Regions from separate parts of the Homo sapiens genome. Here region 1 is linked to region 2. A link is an interaction called in ENCODE POLR2A ChIA-PET data of the cell type or tissue named here. Cell type or tissue: PC-9. All regions are shown on one strand. Links, peaks and the distances in the headings refer to the core of each region. The heading gives the core; the rest is flanking DNA.

Region 1 (16,313 bases), core at 6,649-9,148, 150 kb before region 2:
AGAAGCATTCTTTCTCTAGAAGCTACTCCCTTTGTAACATATTATTCATATTACTAATTACATTAGAGCACATCACAAGGTGATTGAGGTGGTACTTGACACCAGAGTAACTAAAATAATCTCTAAGGCTCTTTGCTTAATGCTGTCTTTTATAGCTATTTTTGTATTTAAACACCAAAACTACTTCTCCAGAAAGTACAGGCTTCTAATGCTCTCTATGATGAAACAGTGCCTGTATGCATTTGGTTTTTCCATTTAACAACTATTTATTAAATTCCTATGATGTGCTGGGCATTATTTTAAATGCTAAAGATCTGTGGATGATCAAGATAAGCAAGGTTGCTGTCTTCATGCAATCTCACAAACATTAGATAATAAAAAAATTATTAGGAACAAAATTAAAACACCTGGGTCCACCATAAAGACAATTCTAACCTTCAGTCTTTTAAAGTAGAAGCATATTATCCAGATTTTGTTATCTGAAACACTGTTATCAGCCTACATTGCTTTTACCATAAAAAGTATAGTCTACATAAATATTTCAGTGCTAAGTTTTTAAAAAATAAATGGACTTTTCCTTCCTATCTCAAACAATATAAGAACCTCTAAGTCTGTAGAACTAATGATAATGTTCTGTAGTTTTTTTCTATGGAATAATTAGAAAAACAAGCAAACTCCAGAACTTTGGAGGATGAATATGATTCTCAAAACCAGTAAAATGAGAGTAAGTAGGTATCTTTAAAAAATAACGAGTAGATGAACTTGCAGTTACACAAGATAATAAGTCTAGAGATCTAATGGACAGTAGGAGGACTATAGTTAATATTGTTGTATTTGAAAAATTTGCTAACATAATAGATTTTAGGTGCTCTTATCACACATATGACTATGTGAAAATCAATGTGACATCATCAAAAATGAAAAAAATATACCCAAATGGAATATAGGCTGGGCTGAATTCTCTCATAAATGTGGCCATAGTCATATGGTACTTGTGCACATGATTATCTGAGTATTATGTCTCCAAGAAAATAGAGTCCATCTATATTGTAAATGTTTCTCAAATGAGGGTAAGAAAATATATTCTCAAAAACTCTAGAGTTTTCCATGAGAACTGAAAATTTTAATTAAATGTAATGCTTTAATTTCAATAATAATCTTTAAAAAATTAATACAGTATGCTATTTGATTTCAGTGCACTTCCCTGACACTAATGAAAACAAACAAACCTAGAGGCAGAGTTAATAAATAAATGATGTGTTTGCAAAAAGAGAATGTCAAATAGCATCACGGGATACTTTAACAACGAGGGTTGCCCCATAATTGTTTGTAACTAAGAATCTGACTGGAATAGTGTCTGGTATCACCTAATATTTCTCTTTAAGCATAATGCTAGCAGCCACTGATTCAAACTACTCTAAGCTCAATTCATCTACAAATATTTTTACACATCAATTTTCCCACATGCAAATGGAATCATACTATACCTATCATTCTGCATCTTAATTTATTCAGTTAATAATATATCTTAGAGATCATTCCATATTAAAACATAGGGTCTCCTGCATTATCTATAACATATAATATTCCATCATATGGGTGTACCATAATTTATTCAACAGTGTCTGACTGATAGATATTTAGAATGTTTCAAGTCTTTTATTAATACAAACGATGCTTCCAGAATATCCTTGTACCTATGTCTCTGTGCTTATGTGAACGTCTATTAGTAAGACACGGTCTCATTAGTGAAATTCATGAGTATATGCCAAATTTCTCTCCAAGGAAATTATTGATCAGTTTATACTCCAGCCAAAAATGTATGAGTGTCTTGCTTCCACTATTCTCTGCAACATAGTGAATTATTAAACTGGGACTTTTTCTGGGTAATTTGTAAAAATCCTTTATTTGTCAGAATTCTTAACATTTCTCTGACATACACATTGGGGGTCTTTTTACTAGTTGCTTTCCATTTTTATGTATTCAAATGTATCAAAATTCCTTTTACAGGCTTCTGGGTTTTGTGCCTTACTACTAAGAAAGGTCTTCTCCATTCTGAAACTATATTTAAGGAATCATCCCTTGTTTATTCTTTATGCATTTACTGTTTGATGTTCAAATCTTTAATTCATTGGGAATGTATTTTGGAGCAAGGAATAAGCAAAGGTGTCAGCATTGTTTTTCCTACATAGCCTGTTGTCCTAAAACCAGTTGCTGAACTTCTTGCTCCAAAGATCTGAAAAGTCAGCTTGTTTCTACACTAAGTTCCATGATAGATTCTGGACTTTTCCTTTTGTTCTACTGATTGATCTCTTAAAAGAAAAAAAAATAAAATTTTTAACATCTGTACTTTTATAATCTATTTAAATATTCAATAGGTGGTCCAACTAATTTTTATTACATACCAAAATAAAACTTTTATATAAAAAAGATTTCTGAAAGTATTATTTTTGAGACAGGGCCTCGCTCTGTCACCTAGGCTGTAGTACAGTTGTATGATCTTGGCTCACTGAAGCCTCGGCCTCCCAGTTTCAAGCGATGCTCCCACCTTAGCTTCCCGAGTAGCTGAGACTACAGGTGCTTGCCACCACGCTCGGCTAATTTTTTAATGTTTTGTAAAGACAAGTTCTCACTAAATTGCCCAGGCTGATCTCAAACTCCTGGGTTCAGGGGATCCTCCTGCCTCAGCCTCCCAAAGTGCTGGGATTACGGGTGTGAGCCATCACACCTGGCTGATTTCTGAAATTATGATGAAATTTAAAAAGAAGCTAATTTATCCACTCATAATTTTTTGTGAATATATAATGAAAAAGACAGCTAACACTTACTGAGCACCTACTATGTACAAAAACTTTTGTGAGGAATAGGGGTAAAATATACGATGTTAAGTAAGTTAAGGTTCATCAAGGAGCTCCAATCCGGTGAGGGAGTCTGTGCGCTTATATCATCAGTTTTCATTCCTTTTCTGTCTACCTTTCTCTCACACACACTGTCTTTAAATAATCAATTTTCATGCCCTTTCTATCTCTGTCTCTCATACACACTCACATACACATTTGTTAAACTATTACATACCTGTTTGATTTCTTTAACAGCCAAAGTAACTGAGAACAAGACTGCCTGACTAATGCTGCTCTGACAGGGAACGTTACAGGCTGACTTAGTTCATTACATATATATTCCATCTCTTTCACCATTGTCCAACTGTACCCTTAAAAGAAAAGAAAAAAATTTAACTTTATTGATTGAAATCTTGAAAGACAATTAAATAAAAGACTAAATTACCTATAATTAGGTAAAACCATAGATAATTCATAGGTAATTCATAATACTTTCCATTTGGATTCTAAGTCAATTAAAATGCTACTTAATGTGAAAAAAAACTAAGTGGAAAATGGAGATAAAAAATCATTCCACAAGTGACCTAGAGCAAATTTAACAAAACATTAAGGCACTAAAAAGGTTTTACTAATCTCTCAAGCACAAGAAAAAAAATTTACACCACTAGATTTTATTTACTTTAAATATTTTAAGGCTCTTCTTTTAGGTACACCTGCATCATTATTATTCTCTATAAACTTGGATTTCCTATTTTTGTTAAATTTTCTTTTCCAAGAAAGGTTGCTTTGGGGTATATGCTAGCTGTTTAAGTGATAGTTAACATCAAATCAATTTTCTTTTTGGCTTGCCCAAATTACCTGTATATTTTACTTAAAGTAGAAATAGTGGTAAAATTGACTATATATGTATATATTTTACATATATTTAAATCATGTTAAGACATTGTGGGCCAGGCATGGTGGTTTATGCCTGTAATCCCAGCACTTTGAGAGGCCAAGGTGGGAGGATAGCTTGAGCCCAGGAGTTTGAAACCAGCCTGGGCAACTTAGTGAGACTTCACTTCTACAAAAAAATTTAAAAAGTAGCTGTGTGTGATGGTGTATGCCTGTGGTCTCAGCTACTCTGGAGGCTGAGGTGGGAGGATCACTTGAGCCCAGGAGGTTGAAGGTGCAGTGAGCCATGATGGTACTACTGCACTCAGCCTGGGTGACAGAGCCAGACCCTGTTTTTTAAAAAAAAAAAAAAAAAAAAAAAAAGGCCAGGTGCAGTGGCTCATGCCTGTAATCCCAGCACTTTGGGAGGCCAAGGTGGGTGGATCACTGGAGGTCAGGAGTTTGAGACCAGCCTGGCCAACATGGTGAAACCCCATCTCTACTAAAAAACAATACAAAAATTAGCTGGGCGTGGTGGCGCCTGTAATCCCAGCTATTCAAGAGGTTGATGCACGAGAATCACTTGAACCTGGGAACCTGGGAGGTGGAGGTTGCAGTAAGCTGAGATCACACCACTGCACTCCAGCCTGGGCAACAGAGCAAGACTCTATTTAAAAAAAAAAAAAACCACATGGAAAACACACTTGCTTGTTTCTAAATAGCTTGAAAAAAAAGTATCTATGTATATATAGAGAATATATATTTTTATATATAAATAAACTATATACATAATAAATAAATATATATATATATACACACACATATATATATATGCACACACTTTTTTTTTTTTTTTGAGACAGAGTCTCACTCTGTTGCCCAGGCTGGAGTACAGTGGCACGATCTTGGCTCACTGCAACCTACGCCTCCTGGGTTCAAGTGATTCTCCTGCCTCAGCCTCCCGAGTAGCTGAGACTACAGGCACACACTACCATGCCTGGCTAACTTTTGTATTTTTAGTAGAGACGGGGTTTCGTCATGCTGGCCAGGCTGGTCTCAAACTCCTGACTTCAGGTGATCCGCCCACCTTGGCCTCCCGAAGTGTGGTGATTACAGGCATGAGCCACCACGCCCGGCCAGAATATATCTATTTTAAATAACTCTATACTCTATCAAAAGCAAGTTGTAAAAAATATTGGTCAGTCAGTAAAGGAACATTTTACAGAAATCTTAAGTGAATATGTTAGTTTAGCAGCTAATTTCCTGATAAAAAGAAGGGACGTGTTCCACTTTCCTTTAAAATCTGGAAAATTATATTTTTAAAAATTAGAAAAAGAGATTGCTAACAGAAGCTTTACTTATATGACTATAAATGTGTGAACTCTCTTAAAATCTGCAGCGTCACCAGTGAACATGGCATCTATCTGAAAGAGCAGATGGAAGGGTCTGCACATACCTGAAGGGTCAGGCCTTTTTTTCCATCAGGCTTAGATTTTGTAGAATGGGTTTTGGTCTTTGTATTAAAGATGTTATTTTTATACCTGGAGGATATTTTAATTTGACCAAGAAATACATTATTAGAATTATTACCTTCATTGACTTTCTCAGGATGCCATCCTGTTGTCCAACCCAGGGAAAACGTCACGTCTGGAAAGAAGGATATCACGGTGTCTAAAAATGGTTTTGCATCTATTACTTTGCTATTTCCATTTGGACCAGGAAGAATATCGGCATTAATCCATACAGGACGCTTCAGATGCCTCTTCACATTTTCCAAGAGCATCATGGATGGTTCTACAACTGCCAGACTAAAAACATAATTTGTTGTCAATGAGATAGATTCTTTAGGTAAAGTAAAAAGAAGTTCTTTTAGACTAGTGGTCTCAATGTTCTCAAATTCATAATCAAAATACAATAATGTCTGGGTTAAATAAAATCAAAGATCGCATAGCACCAGAGGGAAAAGCTAACATATGCCATATCTCTAAATGTTGAACTGTGCTTATTATTCATGAATATACCTTAAAGAGTCTATAAATATATGAATAGTGGTACTACTTGTGGACAAAATAGAGGTTTCAAAACTCCATATTAGGATCACTTGGTGTGAAAACAGTTTTTTAAAAGACACAAATATTCACTCGTTCCAGAATGTATAAATAAGATAAATGAAATACACTTAATAACCTGTAAATTCACATTTATGAAATACCCAAGTGGATCCAAGCCCTGTATCTCTAATTCAGGCTCATGACCCTGGAGAATAAAAGTAGCTTCTTTCCCTTATGTATTCTTGGGTGAGTTTGGATACATAAACAATTCTAAAAATGACTGTAAAATATAAAATTATAGTATTTCCTTCAAGTTTCTGTTTCATTTTTCTTCTTTTATTGTAAGAACCTTTTCTGAAAATTAGAAATACGTATATTTTAGTTCAAATTTAAAAAGCAACTTCAATCTTTTTACTTCCCTACAGATATTCTAGCTGATAACTACAGACTTTGAAACAATAAGGTTTTAATCAGCTTCCATAATTTTTACTTGCCTATGTTCATTTATAAGAAAATTACCTTGTAGTGAATATCATAATGGGAGGCTATGAATTTTGGAGATGGATACTGGAGGGGAGAACACTCACCGACCCCTCCTCACATTTCCCTCTCTCTTCCTAAGAGACGGCAGTACTTCTGTCTATGCTTCTACCTCTCTTGTCTCCACTCCTTTTGGGCCTCCTACTCTAAGAGAAGAAATTTAAATAATCTCATTATTTATTGGGTTATGTTTACCAGTGAGCAAGGATACTATGTACTAAAACCAGAGGAACCCAGGCTCTATCCCTTAGCTTCTAGCCCCTTTCCCTCTGCTGCCATGTGGTACGCTTCCTTCTCACTCTTCTGCCCCTGAATTGGGGAGGGCCTAGATTTTAGTGGATTAATAAACCTTAATGCTGGACTCTGCAGACATTAATTTAGATGTTGTCATTTGTCTCTTTTAAATTCTCCCTGCCTTGCCCTGTGTCAACACCATGTTAAAACCACAATTCTGAGATCCAACACTGTACTTCCTACAAAATTCCATTTTTCGTAGCAAGCAACTTGTACCTGTGACTCCAAAGCTTGCTTGTCTGTCAGTCCCATAGCAGCAGCCAAGTCCCCATGAGGTGCTGCTCTTCATGGGTGGAGTAAGGAAAAACCTTGAACTAATCCATGCATGCCTCCTGCCAAGCTCCTCTTTTTCCAAAAAGGACTCTGATTTCTTAAGAAATCTGGTGTCTTATGGAAGCTGGGTTAAATACTAATTTCCAGTTTACATTTCAGGAGGGAGCCTTTTAGGCTTTCTCAATTTAGTAAGTTGACATAGAGTGAGTGGTTTAAGATTGATTCTTCATCTGATAATATCCAGTTTCTTTTTTTTTTTTTTTTTTTCTTTGAGATGGAGTTTCGCCCTGTCACCCAGGCTGGAGTGCAACGGTGCGATCTCTGCTCACCGTAACCTCTGCATCCCGGGTTCAAGCCATTCTCCTGCCTCTGCCTCCCAAGTAGCTGGGACTATAGGCATGCGCCACCACACCCAGCTAATTTTTGTATTTTCAGTAGAGATGGGGTTTCACCATGTTGGCCAGGCTGGTCTTGAACTCCTGACCTCAAGTGATCCACCTGCCTCGGCCTCCCAAAGTGCTGGGATTACAGGCATGAGCCACCGCACCTGGCCAATATCCAGTTTCAAACAGCGTATTCTCCCACAAATCGAAATTCCACCAGTGTTTACTAAGTGCCTACTACATGCGAAGCACTGTGCAGTTAAACATAAGGAACTATGACAAAGAACACAGTGAAGCAAGAATTTAGTACATTTATTCCATTTTATATGTAAATATTTTAATTATCACTAATGTAGACGAAGGATAATGATATTTTCCCTTACCAGAAACTTAAAATCTGCGGTTAAACAAATTTAAAACCTCACTAAAGAACCAAAAACTTTTTGTTGTTGTAGTTCTTATTTTCTAAAACTTGACGAAGTAATTCTAAAGTTCTTCTGGAAGAAAAGGTGTAACATTTTGTGGGAGAAAAAAGAACTGAGAACAAACTTTCCTAAACAACAAAATAAAATCTACAGTAGTCCACCTTATCTGCAGGGAATATGTTCCAAGACCTCCAAGGGATGCCTGAAACTACCTAGCACCCAACCCTATATGTAGTCTGTTTTTTTTCCCTACACATACCTATCTCTGATAAAGTGTAATTTATAAATTAGTCACAGTAAGAGATTAGCAACATAAACTAGTAATAAAATAGAACAATTATAGCAATATACTATAATAAAAGTTATGTGAATGTGGTCTCTCTCTCTCTCTCAAAATAGCATACTGTACCGTACTCACCCTTCTTCTTGTGATCTGTCAATCTGATAACTGTGACGGCTATTAAGTGACTAACAGGTGGGCAGCATATATGGTGTGGATACGCTGGACGAAGGGAAGGGATGAGTCACACCCCAGCTGGGATGGAATAGGAAAGTACCAGATTTCACCACACTGCTCAGAATGGTGTGTAATTTAAAACTTATTGTTTATTTCTCAAATTTTCCATTTAACACTTTTAGACCATGGTGTACTGCAGGTTACTGAAACTGCAGATAACAGAGGACTACTGTATACTACAAGAAATAACAGACCAAGCCTGGAAGACTCAATATTGCATGTATTATAAAATGACACATCCTTCTAAATTAATCTATAAATTCCATGTGATTCTAATTTAAAATACAGTGGCCAACATTCTCAATTCTTACATATATTAGTACTAAGTTTCCATAAGGAAGTACCAAAGCTTCACCAAGATGATCATCCGAAGAGGAAAGTCCTGGTGAGACTACTACTGAAAATTGCTCCTTGGTGGTATTTATTTAAGTCTCCTGAAAAGAATATAAACTTAGTTATTATAGAATATATTTTTTTCCTAAAAAGTTATTTGTAAATCAAACTTCTAAATATCATACCCTGTTTTCCTATTAATTTCATTTAAAAATTGGGAATGATAAAATAAATATCGTACTTAAAATTGTAACAAACTATATAAAATTGCATTGTTTAAGGGAAAATAATTCTTAGCTAAAACGCTGAAGAGCTTGCTGAGACTCCAGATAAAATTTAAAAATATAATACTTTTTTTTTGAGATGGCGTTTCACTCTTGTTGCCCAGGCTGGAGTGCAATGGCATGATCTCGGCTCACTGCAACCTCCGCTTCCCGGGTCCAAGTGATTCTCCTGCCTCAGCCTTCCGAATAGCTGGGATTACAGGCATGTGCCACCACGTCCAGCTAATTTTGTATTTTTAGTAGAAACGGGGTTTCTCCATGTTGGTCAGGCTGGTCTAGAACTCCTGACCTCAGGTGATTCGCCCACCTTGGCCTACCAAAGTGCTGGGATTATAGTCATGAGCCACTGCGCCCAGCCAAAATATAATACTTTTTATTTGTGTACCAAACAAAGTAACTTAGAAGCACAAAACAAGAACTACTAAAACTTAACTAACAGGTCATTCAGCTGCTCTTACAAAGGGAGTGAGTGCAGCATTCTGGTTAAAAGTGTGAACTCTCCAGCCAGGCTGACAGCTCTCTAGTTCCACTAACAACTACGTGACAAGCGGGCTCCTCAGCCCCTCCATCTCCATTGCCTCATCCGGAAAATGAGAATAACAGCAATAACCTACCTCTTAGGATTGTTACGAGAATTTAATGAAAAATACATGCAATGCTTTTACAACAGTGTCTGACATGTAATAGGTGTTCACATACCTATTAGTTTATATTGAATCCCCTTCAAATATGTTATGACTTTAAAAAAAACTTGCAAAATCTTTGTTTCAGAGGCTCAGCGCTTTTGTGCTAGCTGCTAGCACTTAAGAATGAATGAGCTGATCTGACTGGTGAGAAGCCAAAGAATATGTCCCAGGAAACAATTCAAGGGGCAATAGTAAACATGAAAAACTGAGCACGTGACATCAAGGAGATCTAAAAGTTTAAGCCATCAAGCACTAAAGATCAAATGCTTTATTTCATGATATAGAGAACACTGGACTGGCTTCAGGAGAATTAGGATCTGGTTGTAGCTTACCTGTCAAAGCTTACCTGTTACCCTCAGGTACATCACTTAACCTCTCTGGAACTAAGTTTCTTTGTCAATAAAATGAAATTGAACCATTGATAACTCAAAAAGTTTATGATTTTTTATTATTTATTTATTTATTTATTTTTTTGAGACAGAGTTTTGCTCTTGTTGCCGAGGCTGGAGTGCCGTGGCGCAATCTCAACTCACTGCAACCTCCACCTCCTGGGTTCAAGAGGTTCTCCTGCCTCAGCCTCCCGAGTAGCTGAATTACAGGTGCGCACCACCATGCCTGGCTAATTTTCTGTATTTTTAGTAGAGAAGGGGTTTCACCATGTTGGCCAGGCTGGTCTCAAACTCCTAACCTCAGGTGATCCACCCGCCTTGGCCTCCCAAAGTGCTGGGATTACAAGCGTGAGCCACCGTGCCCGGTCGAAAAAAAAGTTTATGATCTTAAGATAGTTCTTTAATTCACAAGACCCTGTCAATCCAAACTCCTGTATATCAAGATTTTATACATCTATTCATTCACTAACGGTATAATAAGGTTTACTGGTATATTTTGCCCCATAACAAATGGTTAGAGTCATCTTAAGAATCCTACAAGATTCCAAGTCCTTATTAATTTCTTGAGATAATTCTATTTAAAAATATTACTCAGAGATGAAGTAGGCTTACTGCCAATCCTAGATTTCAATAGCAGCTGCCTTCATAAGCTTTACAGTGTGCTTCTGAAGTGTTGCTGTATATTTCTGGCTTTCTTTATCATTTTTACACTGCTAAAATACTACAAAAGTAAAATTTCCTGTGATGGCCACAGTGAAGGAAATGACAGCTTACTCTTGCTCTTCAGTATTAATGCCTCCAAATATTATTATTATTATTATTATTATTATTATTATTATTATTATTATTTGAGAGGGAGTTTCACTCTTGTAGCCCAGGCTGGAATTCAATGGCGTGATCTCGGCTCACTGCAACCTCCGCCTCCCAGGTTCAAGCAATTCTCCTGCCTCAGCCTCCCCAGTAGCTGTGATTACAGGCGCCCACCACCATGCTTGGCTAATTTTTGTATTTTTAGTAGAGGTGGCGTTTCGCCATTTTGGTCAGGCTGGTCTCAAACTCCTGACCTCGGTTGATTCGCCCACCTCAGCCTCCCAAAGTGCTGGAATTACAGGCTGAAGCCACTGTGCCCGGCTGCCTCCAAGCATTATTTTTAAGAAACACTTTGGTTATTGGAGAATTCTAAATAATTCCCTTTACAAATATAATAACATAAATCAAATAGGGTATGCATTAACTAGCTCAATGAATTTCTCCCAGCTCTCTCTCTCCTGGGTTACTTTTTAACATATGTAGCATTTTTAATTTACCTTTCTGTTGTCACGATGGTCACTTATGATAAATTCCTTTATAAAAATTAATCTAACTTTTGCCTTTAAGGGTCTCCAAAAAACAATTTTAGTAAATAACTCAGTGGGTCTTAGGTTCATTTAGGTTCAGTCCTGAAATATATTAGAGTCTACAATTCCATTTTCAGTTTGGATAACATTAAAAAAAATAGGTAGTCAGGCACAGCTATTACTTTTTTCCCAGAAAATTGAACGTGTTTATACAAATACCTTTTGAAATCCAGCTTGATGCCTTTATTGCTTTTCATAACTTCAGTCAGCCACTCCTGTAGAGTATTATCACTGTTTGTTTCAGGGGGATGGGCCATAATTGGCTGGCTGTGTTCTGATCCATCACTTGGAAGAAGGACATCAGCCTCTATCATGTGAGCAGTACCTGTCCAAATAAAAGAACTTCAGTTAATGCTAAGAAAACAGGGCACAGAACTACAGGAGGCACCATGTTCAGTATCCTTTTGAGGAAGATAAAAAAAAAGGAAAGAAAAGTAACACTCAGTGAGCGATTATCCCATGCCAGGCAGTATACAAGGTCCGTACACATTCTCCCTATTTTTTAGATTAGCAAACAGATGTCAAGAAGTTAAATGACTTTCCCTAAGTTACACAGATCTTAAGCTGTTGACATACAAATTCTGAATTTCTTTCTAATACCAGCAAAGTACATACATAATGAAAGGCTTAATAAGTATTTGCTGAAGCTTTCTGGGAATAAAAATCGTACTTTTATCTTCTCACTCCTCAAATTAGAAATTATGGATATTCATTGCTCATGTTTGAAAATCTACATTAAAAATTCACTTCTTTGACTTACGGTTTAGTTACTGCTTAAAAGCATACATCCTTTGAACAGGTAAGGAGCTTCAGCAGACATGGTGTAAGTATGTTCAGCAGGCTGTGACAGACTGACTCCAAGATGGCTGCCAACAACTCCTCCAGGACATGCATACCGCTCTTCCCATCAACATCCTCTTCCCTGCCTCTTCAGCTGGGCAGGTCTTGTGATGGGTTGGGGCCGTAATTCCCCAAATGCCATAATCTCGAATTTTGAAATCCCAGAAAATCAAAATCCCTAAAGTCTAAAATCCCCAAAATCACAATCCCAAAAGATCAAAATCCTGAAAATATTGGAAAAAATAATTTTAAAAATTCTTTAAAATGCATTTACTTACATTTTTTTAAATTTCTTTTTTTTTTTTTTTAGAAACAGGGTCTTACCCTGTCATCCAGGCTGATGCAGTAGCAGCATTATACTTCACCGAAGCTTTGACCTCCTGAGCTCAAGCAATCCTCCCGCCTCAGCTTCCTGAGTAGCTAGGACTACAGGTGTGTGCCACCATGCCCAGCTGATTTTTTTAAAAAATATCTGTTGTAGAGACAGGGTCTCACTATGTTGCCCAGGCTGGTCGTGAACTCTTGGGCTCAAGTAATCTTGCTTTGGCCTCCTCAAGTGCTGGGATTACAGGCATGAGCCACTGTGCCAATCCTGTTCATTTTTAAAAGGGCATTTATTTGAGAAACCTATGAAAACATGGCAGAACACTTCAGAGGCCACTTTACACAATAAAATAGGCAATAATAACACACATTTTTGCAAGCATAAACACCCAGGTATATTAATCAGTTCAGAGATATAACATGAGCAAATGAACTGTAATCATAAAGAAATAGCTTAAATAACTGCAGTCATCTGAAATAACTTGATGAACAACCTAAGTCTTTTGACAAGATCAGTCAAAAACTGTGATGGGTTGCCATCATACACATAGTCACCCAAAGAACTGTGATCTTGAGAAATTTTATCTTTCACAAATGCAGATGTACAAATGGATATCTCTTCATTTCCTGTGAAAGTTTCAACGTTTTTATCAATAAGCGCAATGGTTACACACAAAGTCAATGTTGTGAAAATGCAGCTCTGTGGAGTCAAATTTGAAAAAAATGCATAAAACAAATTAGAACACTCTAAGAGTCTTTATACAATCTATACCTCCAATACCAGAAACAATGCAAAGATGAATTATGTAGCATAGTGAATTATAAAAAACAATGCTGACCATTTAAAATAGTGGAAATGGCCAAGCATGGTGGCTCACGCTTATAATCCTAGCACTTTGGGAGGCTGAGGCAGGCAGATCACCTGAGGTCAGGAGTTTGAGACCAACCTGGCCAACATGGAGAAACCCCGTATCCACTAAAAACTCAAAATTTAGCCAAGTGTGGTGGCAGGCGCCTGTAATCCCAGCTACTCAGGAGGCTGAGGCAGGAGAATCACTTGAACCCAGGAGGCGGAAGTTGCAGTGAGCTGAGATTGTGCCACTGCACTCCAGCCTGGCCAACAGAGCAAGACTCCTGTCTCAAAAAAAAATTTTTTTTAAAGATAAATAATAAAATAGTGGGCAAAAACGAAAAAGAAGCTTTGACACATGAAAAAAGTGGGATAGATGACAGGTAATCGCACAAGTGTACTCCATAAGAGGTGGCCAACCTGCACTGCAATAAATAGTTGCTTTCTTCTTTCCTTTTTTTTTTTTTTTTTTTTTTTTTGAGACAGAGTCTCACTCTATTGCAACCTGAAACTCTTGGGCTCCAGGGATCCTCCTGCCTCAGCCTCCTGAGTAGCCAGGACTACAAGCATGCACCACCACACCCTGCTAATTTTTCTAAATTTTTAGTAGAGATGAGGTCTCACTGTGTTGCCCAGGTTGGTCTCAAACTCCTGGACTCAAATGATTCTCTCACCTCTGCCTCTCAAAGTGCTAAGATTCCAGGTGAGAGCCACCACACCCGGCCACATTTTTTCTTTTAGGGCATGAGTCTCCTTGGAGGATACATTCAGATTCATTTTCTATGTGGCGCTGTTTTTTCTCAACTTCTTCTATGATTTGATATGCACCTGCATGAGTATTCCCTATTAAACTTTCCGATCTTCTGTGCCATGTTTCTATGCTGTTTTGGGTATGTGGAAATCCATTTCACATGCACTTATATGCAGATCACAAATTTGGTGGAAACAATACTGATGGTCAAACAGCAACTCCAGGGCATGTCTTCTTATCCGACCATGCACGTCATTATCTTCAAACCAGTCAGTAATTTCTCTGGCTTCTTCATGCAAATGCAGCTTTAATTTACTAAAAGCTCCTAGAATTTCATCAGCGGGAAGGAATGCCAATACAGATCCATAAGGCATTTTAAACTGAAGTTTTTGTCACTGCCATCTCACGTGACCAATCCACTCATCTGAGTTTTCTGTTAAAGGCATCAGGCTGAATGAAAAAGACAAACTTTACTGGTAACAACTTGAAATTCACTCTTATAAGCCTTGATTGCACCTAATTCTAAATCTATCATTATAGTTTGGGGATTCAATTAGATATTAAGGATTTTAGGCTATGGATTTTGATCTTTCAGCATTTCAACACTTGGGATATGGCATTTGGGATTGTGTCTTTTGGGATTATGATTGGCACCACTTGTGATCTGCTTTGACCAACAGAAGGTAGTGGAAATAAAACTGTCAGTTCTAGGCCTAGCCTTTAAAACTGCTGGCACCTTCAGTTTTCTTACTCTTGAAATCCAGCCACCATGTAAAGACATTCATGCAAGATTACCGAAGACTGAGAGACCACATAGAGAGAGAGAAGCCACGTGGAGGAGAACTAAGACTTCCTATCTGACAGAGAGCATTAAGGCCACTGACATATGAGTGAGGTCATTTTAGAATTTCCAGGCCCAGCTGGGCACCCAGCTGAATGCAGCTACATGAACGTCCTAAGCCCGTACTACATGCAACAGAACCACCAGCTGACCCATAAAATCATCAGAAAAAAATACAGCACTGCTATTTTAAGTCACTCATTTTTGGGTATTCTATTACACAGCAATAGATAAAAAGCAATAGGTAGCTGGAAGTGGAGTGTTGCCATATCAAAAACCTGAAACATGTGGCATTGGCTTTGTGACCTGGTGGAGGCTAAGAAAGGCAAGGAGGGAACTGTTCATGGAAGCTGGAAGAGCAGTGCAGAAATTCTTACTGGAAGCTTGAGAACAATAAGCTCATTTTATTGTTTTCCATAGTGGTAAAACTTCTGGCAACACTGTCACTGTAGCAACTGGTGGAAGATAGACAGGATACCCAGTGAACCTGTGTATTTGGCTAAAGAGGTTTCCAGGGGAAATGGTGAAAGTGGCAACTGGCTTCTTTTAACTGCTTATAATAAAGAATGAGAAGAAAGAGCTAAGCTAAATAATTAACGTTTCAGATTTTCAGCAGCATATAGAGAAAATATTTCCAAATCAGGACTTTCTGAATTTGAAAATAAAACTGTTTCTTATTCCTGTCCTCTCCAGCTGGCAAGAGATTCTCAAAGTAAGAGACAGTCTCGGGCCAAAATTTAAATCTAGGGTGTTGCCTGTCTTAGTCTGTGTTATACTGTGATGACAGAATAACACAGACTGGGTAATTTATAATAAACAGACATTTATTGGCTCACCATTCTGGAGGCTGGGAAATCCAATATCAAAGTGCTGATACTTAAAGAGGGCCTTCTCACTGCATTTTCATCTGGTGGAAGGCGGAGCGAGAGAACACCCACTTTCCAAAGTCCTTTAAATATGGCATTAAACCCACCCATGAAGGTGGACCCCTCATGGCCTAATCACCTCGCAGCAGTGTTACACTGGCAATTAAATTTCAACATGAAGCCAGAGTGGTGGCTTACTCCTGTAATCCCAGCACTTTGGGAGCCAGAGGCAGGAGGATCACTTGAGCATAGGAGTTCAAGACCAGCCTGGGCAACATAGCGAGACCTCATCTCTACTGGAAAAAAAAAAAAATTAGCCAGGCATGCTGGTGGCACACGCCTGTAGTCCCAGCTACTTAGAAGGCTGAGGAGGGAGAATCGCTTAAGCCTAAGAGGTCAAGGCTGTAGTGAGCTGTGATTGCGTCACTGCACTACGGCCTGGGTGACAGAGTGAGACGTTGTCTCTTAAAAAAAAAAATTTCAACATGAGTTTTGGATGGAACAAACATTCAAACCATAGCACCAGTAAAACATGGCCTCAGTGTCAATATCAAGC
Region 2 (16,313 bases), core at 5,689-8,188:
TCTTCTGTGACGGTACCTTGGTTCTGTCTTCCTGCCTGGGCCTTCAATGATGCTGCCACCTTTCAAATTCCTGCCACATGCTGCTAATACCTGCTCTTAGATCTATGCTTTTAACCAGACTTCCCCCCACCAATGCATTTTAATATTTATTTGCTTTCATATCTACTCTGAAAGTGTAAAATAAAATTATCCACCTTTTATAAAAATGAAATATTTATAGAATCCTACCCTAAGTATTTACTTCTAAAAACCAGAAATTGCAGCTTCCATTTCAGTGAATCTCTATCAAGTGTTGGTATGGAGCTAGACACTATAAAAATATTTTCTGGAACCCTCACTATAACCTGCAAGGTAGTTACTACTCCCTGCTTATAAAAGGAGAAAGCTAAGGCTCCAACATGTTAAGTAACAGAGTTGCACAGCTAGTAGATGGTGAGGTGCAGCTGCACGCTTTCATCTGTGTGCTACAAGTGCTTTCCGCTGCCCTAATCCGCTTTCCTAACTCGCTCCATGCCTGTCATTACGTTAATCCATATTTGCTTATCCTTTTGATCTTAATCGGCACAGTAGGTTTTATTATACCCTTACATAGCAATTTCAGGGTCACGTGAAAAACACATGAATTTAGGAAACATTAAGTACAAACAGAGAACCGATTGTGTCTTGGTTAGATCAATAATTGTACATGGTTGTAAATGTCATTCCAACTATTTGTACACTTGAACCATGGAAACAAAATTATTTAATGAGTTAATTCTATCATCTAAAATTAATAATACATTTTAATACCCTTTGAGTACCACAATAAAGTTATTACAGAACAGGTACTTTCATTTATTCCACAAAAAATGGAGAACCGAAGCAGTTGTTGCTTTACCTAATTATTGAACCTCTGATTTGAATGGAGGAAGCTGTTTCCTGAGAGAAGCGGCCCCTTTTAGCAAAGGAACAGGAGTTGTAATGGAAGCAGTTCCCAGCCACTGCAAGCTTTAAATCCAAAAGGCATCCTAATGCTTTATTTGCCCACAAACACAAAGGCATGCCCACAGTTTGCATGTTATTTTCAAGCTCCATGTCCAAAGAAACTAGAAAAATAAGCATAAACCAAAGAAATGCTGAGGCCAGCATATCAAATGAGAATTAATCACAAATGAGAAAGAATAAATTTCATTTGAAATAGAAAATAAAATGTGACCCTATCTTCCTCCTTTTTACTGTCAAACTCTCAAACAATGGCATTCGTTTTCAGTAGTTAAAATCCTCAGAAGAAATTTGGCCTAATTTCACAGGTAACACTTGCATATATACACATGTAGATTTGTAGCTCGTGGATTTTTCTGTGACAAATTAATATTCCACACTGGTTTCTCCCTGCTGCCTGGCATTCACTGTTGCCAATTCCTTCCAGTCTTGGCTGCCATGTGTTAAGAAATAACAAATAAATAGTAGTATATTGTCAAGTAAAACACAAGCACTCTGTAAACCTCTCCAGTAAAAAAAAAAAAAACATAATCTGATTATACATTTCAAGGCAAAGAGAAAAAATTTCTTAGATGATCTACTGTTCTAAAAATATCTGTGCCCCTGATCCCTTATAATAACAAAGATGATCAGAAGTTAATAAAAATTACCCTGATCTGGTCATTATATGATGTCTGCATGTATTGAAACATCACACTACCCCATAATATGTAAAATTATTATATGTCAATTATAATTTAAAATTAATTAAATTCTTAAAATTTTACATTAATTATCTTTGCTTACCCCCAAGGCAAAGTGAAGACATGTAGAATTTAGTCCTGATTAACTCACAAAAAATGGGGTAAAAATAATCCTTTTTTTAAAATACTCATTTTAACAATAAACAATAAATTTTTACTTTCCCAACAAATTCCTATTTCTACCATTTAATAGAAACATTCTGTTCACCATATTAGGCCATGCCTTTTAAAGTTTCAAATGTTTTCATGTGGAACTTATTATAAAATTATTTTCTAGACTTTTATTGGCTATAATATATATTCATTACTAAACAGATGGGTTTGTTTTTATACTATCTTATTTTTAGATATTTCTGGGAAAGACTTTGCATAACTTCTCTTGATTGAGTGCTGCCTCTAGAATAGCTAATCCTGTCTTATTTACACCAGCACCCTTTTTGCTGGCTATTGGGAATAATGTTGCATGAATTTGGGAGTGCAGATATTTCTTTGAGATACTGATTTCAATTCCTTCAGATATATACCCAGAAATGGGAATTGCTGGGTCACATGGTAGTTTTGTTTTTTGATGAACCATACTGTTTATCTCCTTCACTCTTTATAATTGTATAGTACTTCATTCTGTGGACGTATAACCCATAATTTATTTAGTCAATCTCCTGCTGTTGAATAGTTGTATTGTTTCCAGTATTTTTCTCCTAAAAAAATTCTGCAATGAAAAATCTTATATTGTTTCATTCCTTATGTTTATGGATATATCTGCAGTATAAATTCTCAGAAGTGGAATGGAATTACTGGGTCAAAAGGAAAAGTGAATTGATTAATATATTAGACAGCCTGTTTCCCCACAGACTTGCCGACAGAGTATATTTGCTGTATATTCTATAAACAGAAAGTGATTAAATAAGAATATTTTTACTTCCATTATTAGAACACAAAGTATACTTTTTTATATTTCAAATCATTCTTAAAAAGAATGTGATACTAAATTGTTTTGTTTTGTTAAATAGAATCAGGGTCTATATTGCCCCGGCTGGTCTCAAACTCCTGGACTCAACTGATAATCCTGCCTTGGCCTCCCAAAGCGTTGAGATTACAGTCAGGAGTCACCATGCTAGACCACCAAATTGTTTTTTGTTTTTTGGAGGTTATTTTTGAGATGGAATCTCGCTCTGTCACCCAGGCTGGAGTATAGTGGTGCAATCTCGGCTCACTGCAACCTCTGCCTCCCAGGTTCAAACGATTCTCCTGCCTCAGCCTCCCAAGTAGCTGGGATTACTAATTCTCCTGCCTCAGCCTCCTGGCTAATTTTTTGTATTTTTGGTAGAGATGGGGTTTCGCCATGTTGGCCAGGCTGGTCTCAAACTCCTGACCTCCAGTGATCTTTCTGCCTCAGCCTCCCAGTGTGCTGGGTTTACAGGCGTGAGCCACCACACCTGGCTGACCAAATTGTTTTTAATCAGAGTGTCTAAATACACTCCTATACCATCATACTTATTAATTTCTTTGGGAAAAAAATTAGTACCAGAAATGATGTAATATTTTATGTGCCTATTCTCTTTATTTATGTTTTAATTCTACTTAATAAATATTGTTACTTACCAGTCCAAGCTCAAAAAGCATGCATAAAATATGGTTTTTAGCCGCTGATGCTAGACAACTTGAGAAATTTAGGGACTTATTGTTTTTCAAAAGAAAATTTCTTATAGTATAACTAAATTTTTAAATTTGGTTTTTTATGCATGCTTTTTGAGCTTGAACTAGTAAGCAACAATACTTATTAAATAGAATTAAAACATAAATAAAGAGAATAGGCACATAAAGTATTACATCATTTCTGGTACTAATTTTTTTCCCAAAGAAATTAAAGAAGTATGATGGTATAGGAGTGTATGTAGACACTCTAATTAAAAACAATTTGGTCAGCTGGACACAGTGGCTCACACCTGTAATCTCAGCACTTTAGGGGCCGAGGCGGGCAGATCACAAGGTCAGGAGTTCGAGACCATCCTGGCCAACATGGTGAAACCCCATCTCTATTAAAAATACAAAAAATAGCTGGGCATGGTGGCAGCTGCCTGTAATCCCAACTACTCAGGAGGCTGAGGCAGGAGAATCGTTTGAACCTCGGAGGCGGAGGTTGCAGTGAGCTGAGATTGTGCCATTGCACTCTAGCCTGGGCGACAGGGCGAGACTCTGTCTCAAAAAAAAAAAAAAAAAAAAACACACACATACATTTAAAAAATTTAGTTATACTATAAGAAATGTTCTTTTGAAAAACAATTAGTATACGTCCCTAAATTTCTGAAGTTGTCTAGCATCAGTGGCTAAAATAATATGTAAAAATAAAAACAGAAAAAAGAGCGGTAGTCAGTAACTCACCACTTAAACGTACAGCTTAAAATAGAATTTCCTAGGCAATTCTATAGCACATACTTATGGAAAATGTTACATTCAGCAGTCAGAACTGGCCCTGGATCATCAAAACAGTGGTTATTACCATCATTTATTAACTTGAGGCTTCTCAATTCAAGATGCTGTATAAATTGAAGACATTCGTTTTCTACCCAAAAAAATACCACAATTTGGGTTGAATTCTAGCTCTACCACTTGCTGCTTGTGTGACCTTAAGCATATCAACCACTCCAAGCCTCAGTATTTCCACCTATAAAACAAGGCTGCTGTGCTCACTTTGGCAGCATATATACTAAAATTGGATTGATACAGAGAAGATTAGCATGGCCCCTGCACAAAGATGACATGCAAATTTGTGAAGCATTCCATATTTTTAACGGACAACCTACAGAATAAGAGAAAATTTTTGCAATCTATCCATCTGACAAAGGTCTAATATCCAGAGTCTACAAGGAACTTAAACAAATTTACAAGAAAAAAACAAACAACTCCATTAAAAAGTGGGCAAAGGACATGCATAGACATTTCTCAAAAGAAGACATCCGTGCAGCCAACAAACAGATGAAAAAAAGCTCAACGTCACAGATCATTAGAGAAATGCAAATCAAAACCACAATGCAGTACCATCTCATGCCAGTCAGAATGGCAATTATTAAAAAGACAAAAAACAACAGATACTGGTGAAGTTGCGAAGAAAAAGAAACACTTCTACACTGTTGGTGGGAATGAGATTAGTTCAACTATTGTGGAAAACAGTGTCGTGATTCCCCAAAGATCTACAAACAGAAATACTATTTGCTCCAGCAATCTCATTACTAGGTATATACCTGAAGGAATAGAAATCATTCTATTATAAAGATACATGCACGCATATGTTCATTGCAGTACTATTCACAAGAGCAAAGATATGGGATCAACCCAAATGCCTATCAACAGTAGACTGAATAAAGAAAATATGGTGCATATACACCACGGAATACTATGCAGCCATAAAAAGGAATGAGATCATGTCCTTTGCAGGGACATGGATGGAGCTGGAAGCCGTTATTCTCAGCAAACTAGTGCAGGTACAAAAAACCAAACACCACATGTTCCGCAAGTGGAACAAGCTACCGCAAGTGGAAGCTGAACTATGAGAACACATGAACACATGGGGGAGAACGACACACACTGAGGACTGTTGGAGGTGGTTGCAGGGGAGGGAGACCATCAGGAAGAACAGCTAATGGATGCTGAGCTTAATACCTGGTGATGGGTTGATCTGTGCAGCAAACCACCATGGCACATATTTACCTATGTAACAAACCTGCACATATATGCCAGAACTTAAAATAAAAGTTGATTTTAAAAAATAGGGCTGCCAGGCATCGTGGCATATGACTGTAGTCCCAGCTACTCGGAAGGCAGAGGCCTGAGGATCACTTGGGCTCAGGGGTTCCAGGCTGTAGTGTGCGATGATTGTAACTGTGAATAGCCACTGCACTCCAACCCGGACAACATAGTGAGACTCCATCTCATAAAAGAAAGGCTAATAGTAGTAGCTACTCCACAGGATAGCTCTTTTTGGAGAAAATTTAATTGGATAGTACTTATAAAGTACTTATCAGAGTGTGTAGTATATAGCATGCCTTCTACTAATAGTAAGAATAATGAACGTTCTCTGATTTCAAGTTTTTCCAACATATTATGTTGCATTGGTAATCCTTCATTAAAAAATGTACTTGGCCATTTGAGGTGGCTTACACTTGTAATTCCAGCAATTTGGGAGGCCATGGGGGGAGAATCACTTGAAGCCAGGAGTTCAAGACCAGCTTGGGCAAGAAAGTGAGACCCTGTCTCTACAATAAATAAATAAATAAATAAATAACCGAGTGTGCTGCTGTGTGCCTATAGTCCCAGCTACTCAGGAGGCTGAGGCAGGAGAATCATTTGATTGCCCAGGAGTTCGAGGCTGCAGTGAGCTATGATCATGTGACTGCCCTCTAACCTGGGTGATAGAGCAAGACCCTGTTGCTTAAAAAAAAGGACTTAAAAATTTTTTTTTTAACCTTACACAATCTGATGTGAGAAAGACTGCCTCTGAAGCCCAGGAAATTTGAGTAACAAACACAGATTCTTGGCCCAATGGTCTAGTACTCTAGATCTCTGGTTTTCAACCTGAGTTCTGTAGAATCCTAAGTTTGTTGTTGTTGTTGTTGTTGTTGTTGGCTTTTTTTGAGACAAAGTCTTGCTCTGTCACCCAGGCTGGAGTGAACTCACACAATCTCGGCTCACTGCAACCTCTGCCTCCCAGGTTCAAGCGATTCTCCTGTCTCAGCTTCCCGAGTAGCTGGGATTACAGGTGCCCGCCACCACACCTGGCTAATTTTTGTATTTTTAGTAGAGCCGGGGTTTCACTATGTTGGCCAGGCTGGTCTTGAACTCCTGACCTCAAGTGATCCGCCTGCCTGGGCCTCCCAAAGTGCTGGTATTACAGGCATGAGCCACCATGCCCGGCCCAAATCCTAAGATTCTAAGGAGGTTCTTTAGAGGTTCGCAAATATTTGATTAGAATTTTACATTAAAACTCTGATTTAGGGCCAGGTCTGGTGGCTTATGCCTGTAATCCCAGCATTTTGGGAGGCCGAGGTGGGCAGATTGCTTGAGGACAGGAGTTCGAGACCAGCTTGGCCAACATAGCAAAACCACGTCTCTACTAAAAATACAAAAAATATTAGCGGCGGAAATGGTACACACCTATAATCCCAGCTACTCAGGAGGCTGAGGAACAAGAATTGCTCGAACCTGGGAGGCAGATGTTGCAATGAGCCGAGATTGCTCCACTGCACTCCATCCTGGGTGACAGAGCAAGACTCTGTTTCAAAATAAATAAATAATAATTAATTAAAAAATAAAACTATGATTTAGAAAACAAAATGAATTCTCAATATGTTATACAGAAATATCCTGGAGGTTACCAACAAATTGATACTTACACTACCAGATAATTCATTTTGTATAGACCTCAGAATAAAGCTTCCTCTGCTGTCTGTTTAATTGAAGAGTATCAAGAAAATCGAGCTATTAAATATCTGCTAGAATGTGAATGAGTTAGAATGTCCCCCACACTTTATAGCCAAAACAAATGCAGATATAAATTATATGCGAAGGCCATCTATAACACTTGATTTCATATTTGGTCTGATTAAAACAGCTTTATTGTTCTTGCTGATTCATTTGCTAAAAATAAATGCTGTACTTTGGCATTAACTAAATTCATGCTATAAAACAGCTCATCATTAGATATTGTGTGCGAAAAAACAAACAATCTCCTGGTTAAGAGTGTACGGAGCTGGGCGTGGTGGGTCACGCTTGTAATCCCATCACTTTGGGAGGTCGAGGTGGGCAGATCGCCTGAGGTCAGGAGTTCGAGACCAGCTTGGCCAACATGGTGAAACCCCTGCCTCTACTAAAAATATAAAAATTAGTGCATCGTGGTGGCGGGCACCTATAATCCCAGCTACTGGGGAGGCTGAGGCAAGAGAATTGCTTGAACCCAGGGAGCTGAGGTTGCAGTGAGCCAAAATTGCACCATTGCACTCCAGCCTGGCAACAGAGCAAGACTCCATCTCAAAAAAAAAAAAAAAAAGCATGGAAAATGCTTCTCAAACAAACTGTAGAAATGTGTTTAGAATAGCAAAAAAAAAAAAAAAGTTGATTTTATAGGTACAGATTTTTGATGGAGAAGAAAAAGCAGGCAAACGAATACTAACAAGAAAATATGAGCTGATAAGATGGAAAAAATAAGAATTTAATAAAGCTTGCAGTCAGGTGTGGCACCTCACATCTGTAATCCCAGCATTTCGGGAAATGAGGTGGGAGGATCACTTGAGTCTAGGAGTTAGAGGCCAGCCTGGGCAACATAGTGAGACCCAGTTTCTACAAAAAATATAAAAAATGCCAGGTGTGGTTGCGTTGCCTCTAGTCCCAGCTTCTTGGGAGGCTGAGGCAGGAGGATGGTTTGAGCACAGGAATTTGAGGCTGCAGTGCGTCATGACTACTTCACTGCACTCCAGCCTGGGTAACAGAGCAAGAGGCTCTCTCAAAAAAAAAAAAAAAAAAAAAAATAGGCTGAGCATGGTGGCTCATGCCTGTAATCCCAGCACTTTGGGAGGCCGAGGTGGGTGGGTCATTTGAGGACAGGAGTTCGAGACCAGCCTGGCCAACATAGTGAAACCCTGGCTCTACTAAAAATACAAAAATTAGCCAGGCATGGTGGTGGGTGCCTATAGTCCCAGCTACTTGGGAGGCTGAGGCAGAAGAGTCACTTGAACCCAGGAGGTGGAGGTTGCAGTGAGCCGAGATCTGCCACTGCACTCCAGTCTGGGCAACAGAGCAAGACACTGTCTTAAAAATAAATTAAAATAAATAAATAAATAAATAAATAAAATAAGATAAAGCTTGCGGTTAGATCATGTAGAACAAATGTACAATTGAAGATAAATGTGTGCATATATATATGTATATATGTATATGTGTGTGTGTGTGTATGTACAAGTAAAAAATGTGGAATGGGCCAGGCATGGTGGCTCACACCTATGATTGCAACACTTTGGCGGGCTGAGGTGGGTGGATCACTTGAGTCCACAAGTTCGCAGTCAGCCTAGTCAATGTAGTGAGACCCCATTTCTATCTAAAAGAAAGAAAAGAAAAGAGAGAGATAAAGGAAGGAAAGAAAGAAGAAAAGAAAGAAGGAAAAAAGAAAGAAAAAGAAAGAAAGAGAAAGGAAGGAAGTAAAGAATGAAAGAAAGAAAGAGAGAGAAGGAAGGAAAGAAGAAAGGAGGGAGGGAAGGAAGGAAGGAAGGAAGGAATGAAAGAAAGAAAGAGAGAAGGAAGGAAGGAAAGAAGAAAGGAGGGAGGGAAGGAAGGAAGGGAAGGATAGAAGAAAGGAGGGAGGGAAGAAAGGAAGGAAGGGAAGGATAGAAGAAAGGAGGGAGGGAGGAGAGGACAAAAGTTTGCAAAATTTGATAAAGAAAATACAACATCATATAATTGTTCCTCACACCTATAATATTTGTAGTTTATAGAATAAGCAAACAATTTCCCTAGTGGCATGGAAAAGGGAGAGTTTAAATTATCTCTGACTACACATTTGTGGTCATGATGAGGTACCAAGGGATTTAGAATTAGGTATTTTTCTTAAAAGGTTAGGCAGGCAGAGGAGGGCAGGGAAATGAAAGGAATCAAAATTCCTGGACCATGAAGCAAAGCAGCTTTATGAGGAGGTTTAAGCACACTAAGACTCACCTGTTTTACTTCTCCTAAGAATAGAAATGGACTGCACAGTCAGAATAGTGAAAGAAGCACATAGCTTCAAATGTGAGTTGTAGCTTCTTTCTACAGAGAGGAATCTTGAGATTGATTTGGGTATCAAGACTTATGATTTGAAGCAAAACGTCAAATAACCATTAGAAGAAGAGCCAGCACGCTGTAACTTTCCCCCATAAATATAAATGTCATATTATTTGAGGAAAATTCTACATTCGATTGCAAGTAAATCATACACCACCAACCTTTGCATATCCTGTAAGTCACAAGTTACTAGATATATATGATAAGCCCAGAAGCCAGCAATCATATTAAATTAAAAAGGGCTGCCAGGTGCGGTGGCTCACACCTGTAATCCCAGCATTTTGGGAGGCCGAGGCGGGTGGATAACTTGAGGTCAGGAGTTCGAGACCAGCCTGGCCCATATGGTGAAACCCCATCTCCACTAAAAATACAAAAATTAGCCAGCGTCATGGCGCACACCTATAGTCCCAGCTACTTGGGAGGCTGAGGCAGGAGAATCGCTTGAACCCAGGAGGCAGGGGTTGCAGTGAGCAGCGATTGTGCCACTGCACTCCAGCCTGGGCAATGGAGTGAGACTGTCTCAAAAAAAAAAAAAAAAGGGCCTAGAAGAAAGGCATGCACAACAGCATATTAATTAACACTACAAAGGAGATTTTAGGATTTTTTTTTTTTTCTGCCCATGGACACCGCCGAAGAAGCATTGTTAAAGTCTCTCTTCACCCTGCCGTCATGTCTAAGTCAGAGTCTCCTGAAGAGCCCGAACAGCTGAGGAAGCTCTTCATTGGAGGGCTGAGCTTTGAAACAACTGATGAGAGCCTTGAGGAGCCATTTTGAGCAATGGGGAATGCTCACGGACTGTGTGGTCATGAGAGATCCAAACACCAAGCACCCCAGGGGCTTTGGGTTTGTCACATATGCTACTGTGGAGGAGGTGGATGCAGCCATGAATGCAAGGCCACACAAGGTGGATGGAAGAGTTGTGGAACCAAAGAGAGCTGTCTCGAGAGAAGATTCTGAAAGACCAGGTGCCCACTTAACTGTGAAAAAGATATTTGTTGGTGGCATTAAAGAAGACACTGAAGAACATCACCTAAGAGATGATTTTGAACAGTATGGAAAAATTGAAGTGATTGAAATCATGACTGACCGAGGCAGTGGCAAGAAAAGGGGCTTTGCCTTTGTAAATTTTGACGACCATGACTCCATGGATAAGATTGTCATTCAGAAATACCATACTGTGAATGGCCACAACTGTGAAGTTAGGAAAGCCCCGTCACAGCAAGAGATGGATAGTGCTTCATCCAGCCAAAGAGGTCGAAGTGGTTCTGGAAACTTTGGTGGTGGTCGTGGAGGTGGTTTCGGTGGGAATGACAACTTTGGTCATGGAGGAAACTTCAGTGGTTGTGGTGGCTTTGGTGGCAGTCATGGTGGTGGTGGATATGGTGGCAGTGGGGATGGCTATAATGGATTTGGTAATGATGGAAGCGATTTTGGAGGTGGTGGAAGCTACAATGATTTTGGCAATTACAACAATCAGTCTTCAAATTTTGGACCCATGAAGGGAGGAAATTTTGGAGGCAGAAGCTCTGGCCCTTATGGTGGTGGAGGCCAATACTTTGCAAAACCACAAAACCAAGGTGGCTATGGCGGTTCCAGTAGCAGCGGTAGCTATGGCAGTGGCAGAAGATTTTAATTAGGAAACAAAGCTTAGCAGGAGCGGAGAGCCAGAGAAGTGACAGGGAAGCTACAGGTTACAACAGATTTGTGAACTCAGCCAAGCACAGTGGTGGCAGGGCCTAGCTGCTACAAAGAAGACATGTTTTAGACAAATACTCATGTGTATGGGCAAAAAACTCGAGGACTGTATTTGTGACTAATTGTATAACAGGTTATTTTAGTTTCTGTTCTGTGGAAAGTGTAAAGCATTCCAACAAAGGGTTTTAATGTAGATTTTTTTTTTGCACCTATGCTGTTGATTGCTAATGTAATAGTCTGATCGTGATGCTGAATAAATGTCTTTTCTTTTTAATGTGCTGTGTAAAGTTAGTCTACTCTGAAGCCATCTTGGTAAATTTCCCCAACAGTGTGAAGTTAGAATTCCTTCAGGGTGATGCCAGGTTCTATTTGGAATTTATATACAACCTGCTTGGAGGGAGAAGCCATTGTCTTCAGAAACCTTGGTGTAGTTGAACTGATAGTTACCGTTGTGACCTGAAGTTCACCATTAAAAGGGATTACCCAAGCAAAATCATGGAATTATTGGTTATAAAAGTGATTGTTGGCACATCCTATGCAATATATCTAAATTGAATAATGGTACTAGATAAAATTATAGATGGGAATGAAGCTTGTGTATCATCCATTATCATGTGTAATCAATAAATGATTTAATTCTCTTGAAAAAAACAAGGAAGGAGATTTTAGAACAAATACTATTTAAAGCTTATTTGCATTAAACAAGATTACATACAAAAATCTGTCTTAAAATCTTTACTTTTAAAGTTATATATACTGTTACAGAAAGATGTCCAAGATATAGTGCCCTTGATAAAGGCAGGATACAAAATGGATTGTTCATTTTCATAGAATATATAAATAAAATAATACGTAGGCCTCAATTAATGACTTTAAATTGTTCCTGAAGATCTTGCCATTAAGTGAAAAAGTATTTTCATTCATTTTAATGGAGAAAAATTATGATCACAGTGTATTCCATCCCAAGACATCCAAACAATTCTTACAAATAGAAAAATCAGAACAATGAAAACAAAATGGTGTAAGTAATAAAAAGTGTTTGAAGGTAAATAAATACACTTTGAACATAAAGTGTAGTAAATGAAACTGTGTCATATTCACCAAAAGAAGAAGCTTCCTATTATGATGGAAGAAGGAAGTGGAGTTTTTCTTTGGAAGAGGGTGGAGAAGCAGATCATTAATTTTTAAGCGGCAGCTCTTTGTGGGTTCATGGTTATCTTACACTCAAACAGCTCACAACCAACTGGAGAGTGGTAGCCACTATTGTAAAAAACAGTTTGAAATTTGGAGATAGATAGATAGATATAGATATAAAACACAAAACTTAACAGTGGGGTTGTCAGACATGGGATTATTAGCCACTTTTACTTTCTATACTATATATCTTATAAAATTTAAGATTTACAATGAGCATGTATTTTTGTTCGCAGAAAATAAAAGCTGAAGAAAAAATTGTTTGTTGTAACATGTAACCAAAGCTGATACTCTTGTTATATATAAAGCTAATATATATAAACTGACAGGACTGGCTATATAATTTGTGGAGCCCCATAATTTCTGGAGCCCAGTGCAAAATGAAAGGTGGAAATTTTTGTCCTAAAATTGTTAACAATTCTAAGATGGCGACAGCAGAGCATTAAACCAAGTTCGAGGCCCTTGTAAGTGTGGGACCCAGTGTGAATACACAGGTACGGGCCCATGAAACTAGCTCTGAAAATTGATACGGAAAACACAAAGGCTTTAGTATACAATGGAAAAAGGATATGAAAAGACAATTTATAATACAGGAAGTTAAAATGATTAGTAAACATATAAAATGTTCAAACTCACCAGTTATCATAGAAATGCAAATTAAAATAACATGCCATTTCTTCCCTATCAAATTGAAAACAATATATTTTAAATGATAACACCTAATGTTGGCCTGGAGGGTAAAATGAGTATCCCATTCATTCCCAGGAGATTCTAAACTGAAATAATCCTTCTGAAAAATGATTTGATGCTATCAGGAGGTCTAAAACATTTTATAACCTTTGAGTAGTTCTTTTAGAAATTTAAGGAAATAACATGAAATAAACACAAAAATATATAAACAAAGATATTTTCACCAAAGTATTTGAAGCTGAACATTAAAAACATGCAATAGATTTTTTAATTTAAGCATTAAATATGTCTACTATAACTAAATAATTTTCACATTTATAACCCAGAAATTCCATTTCTACTTACCTACCCTGAAGAAGCATATATTAAAGGAAATTCATTGCAGCAATGTTGGAATAGGAAAATAATGGAAATAACTCAGGACAATGACTAAATAAACTCTGATATTTTCATACTGAGGACACTTCTACGTGGGAGTGGTGTTCGAAATTCTATTGATACCTATCTTTACACCTAAACACTTTAATATTTGAAAAAGGAGACATTTTATTTATGTATTGCATGCATAATTAAATTAAATTATATGTTTACGTTTTTAAAGATGGAGAAAATGCTTATAATGTGATGTAATGTGGGAAAAAAGCAGAGAACTCAATTGTGCATACACCATGATGTGGAATGTATAGAGAAACCTCTAGAAGGGTACAACCCAGAATGTTATCAGTAACTGGTTGCCTCTAGGTGGGAGGATTACGTTCGTTGTGTTTTGTTTATTCTTTGTGCTCTGTTTCTTTCATACTTTCCTTTTCTTTTTTTTAACCATAAGCATGTATTGTAACAAAACAACGACAAGGACAAAACTACTCTCTCTCACCCACCCCCCAAAACCCAGACTCTAATATATATGAATCTTCTGGATCCAAGTCGTTGAACCTGATCTTGAAGCATTAGAGATGCATGACTGAGCAAATATAGAGCAAAATATATTAAGCTGATGCATGTGATTTTTTTAATAAAAAAGAGATTACTGTAAGATTATTACATTTGTGAGCCTAGTTTCAAGTTAGACTAACATAAAACACCAACACATTTAATATCTAATCTGTAATAACCATAGAATTCATTCATGATTACATAAATAAACATAAGTAATATAACATTCTAGACATCTTTGAGGGTTTTTTTTTTTTCCAAAGAAAGGGAAGTGCAAAAGAACCTCTCAGTTTTCGACACCCTCCTAGTATGTTGGTCTAAATGATGAGAAAATATACCAGTGGAGAAATGGGTATTGCAAAAGCATGAAACTGTTAGCGGATGCAACAACTCTTGGGAATGAGACTTGGAAATAAGAGAGAGAAAGCGAGAGATTGAGAGAGAAGTTAGGATAATTAGGAGGCTCCTGAAGAAGAGGAGGGTCGGACAGAGATGGTAAGTCTAGTGTTTTCCAAATGACCCAGTGACTACCACATAAGGCCATTGTGAAGGTTTCATGGACTAATGAATGTCACATGCTTCCTATAGTAGGCACTCAGTAAGAGTTAACTATTATAACTTTTGATGTTTATACTTCTTATTGTGAATTAACACATAAGCATTCTTGCAGCTAAATTAGGCTCCTGTATTTTTGGTTAGGGTTCCTGTATGCCCTGGAACCCAGTCTCATGTGGATGATCTAATATACTGAATTTCCAAGACTATAAAATTGAGACAAGATGCTGAGACATATTGATGTTTTACTGGATTGCCACCCTGTACAGATCAAAATTTTGTAAAATGAGGAATGAAAAATGCATACCCTTTGATTCTTAAATTTAGTGCCAAAGAACTTCATGATAAGGATTTAATTCTGAAGTTGACCAAGAAAATTGCAATAATTTAGCAGACCCGTAGAAATGCAATGGTGTCTGTTTTGTATTTCGAATAAAACATGGAGAATATTGGAAGCAATCTTTGAAATGAATGTTATTTTAGCCAATTAATAACCTAGTAGTTGAGAAAGAGAAACGCAGCCCTTGACATCAGAAGCTGGCCTGGCACTGGCAGTTAGGCCACAGTGTTTTCCTGTGAAACACTAACAATTTCACCGAACATCAACATCATATAAAGTCACTCTGTGACCATGATGGATAAAGACAAAAATAAGGCCTCCCCATAATCATATCTGAATACAGACAAAGCATGAACATTGCCCAAGCCTCAAAATACCAAACATCTCCCTATCCTGGCAAATATTAATATAAGTGCCTGCTGCTTTTTTCCCAATTACACCTTTAGCATGGGTCTGGTCTTCCCTTCCCTTAGATAAAATATGGTAAGATACCTAATCATAGAATTGCCCCTACATCCTGAGAGTCTCCAATCAAGAGCAAACCCAGCTTCCTTGAACCCTTCAAAATCACCTAACATAAACCCAAATCCTAGAAAGTTTTTCTAACACCCCTGTGCTGCAATATCCCACAGTTCCCTGTGGCGCCTGTTCTCCCTCGCTGCAATGAGTAACAAACCCAATTTGTTTAACTGGCAGCATATTCCTAGTGGCTTTTGGCTAAGGGCATTGATACAGTCATATTTGAAATATATCTCCCAATTTTTAATAAGTAGTTCACTTTGGCTTTGACAAAACAGGCACAAAAAAGTGCATTCAGATTTCAGCATTTGCTCCCGGCATGGAAATAAAATGATATTCCTGTGCCAACTGAAACAGGCCCTTCTTCTAAGCTAGTTCACATAAACTGTAACCACAAACTATAAATATCTGATGGCAAGTTTATGAACAGAAATATTCCAAAAAATAGTGCTATGGTCTGAATGTTTGTGTTCCTTCCCCCACCCCCCAATTCATATGTTGAAACCTAATCCCCAGTGTGATAGTATTATGAGGTGGGGCCTTTGGGAGATGATTAGGTCATCAGGGCAGAGCTCTCATGGGATTAGTGCTCTTTATTTATTTATTTATTTATTTTTGAGACGGAGTCTCACTGTGTCGTCCAGGCTGGAGTGCAGTGGCGCGATCTCGGCTCACTGCAAGCTCCGCCTCCTGGGTTCACGCCATTCTCCTGCCTCAGCCTCCCAAGTAGCTGGGACTACAGGCGCCCGCCAGCACGCCCGGCTAATTTTTGTATTTTTAGTAAAGACGGCGTTTCACCATGTTAGCCAGTATGGTCTCGATCTCCTGAACTCATGATCCGCCCGCCTCGGCCTCCC

Evidence for each region. ChIA-PET counts read pairs that join two places held together with the same protein. Peaks named below come from ENCODE experiments on the same cell type or tissue, not always from the same donor. Only the 100,000 strongest peaks of a DNase experiment are listed, where the experiment ranks them.
Region 1: POLR2A ChIA-PET joins it to region 2 with 13 read pairs; 2 of 35 experiments call an interaction of 5 or more read pairs at or near these places.

What each region holds. Positions count from the first base shown.
Region 1 is chr5:80,508,901-80,525,213 of GRCh38, reverse strand. It overlaps FAM151B (family with sequence similarity 151 member B), which reads right to left. Exons shown (of 6, transcript NM_205548.3): 3 at 11,445-11,610; 4 at 5,304-5,521; 5 at 3,076-3,211. Among named protein-coding and RNA genes, the nearest start is that of FAM151B, 29 kb to the right of the region's middle. RefSeq lists an enhancer at 11,464-12,663. In PC-9, for the core only: no CTCF peak of the experiment used is centred there; a DNase peak (open chromatin) is centred at 8,173; H3K27ac peaks cover 689 bases.
Region 2 is chr5:80,353,927-80,370,239 of GRCh38, reverse strand. It overlaps the pseudogene HNRNPA1P12 and the pseudogene RNU6-211P. Among named protein-coding and RNA genes, the nearest start is that of SPZ1, 42 kb to the right of the region's middle. In PC-9, for the core only: no CTCF peak of the experiment used is centred there; no DNase peak of the experiment used is centred there.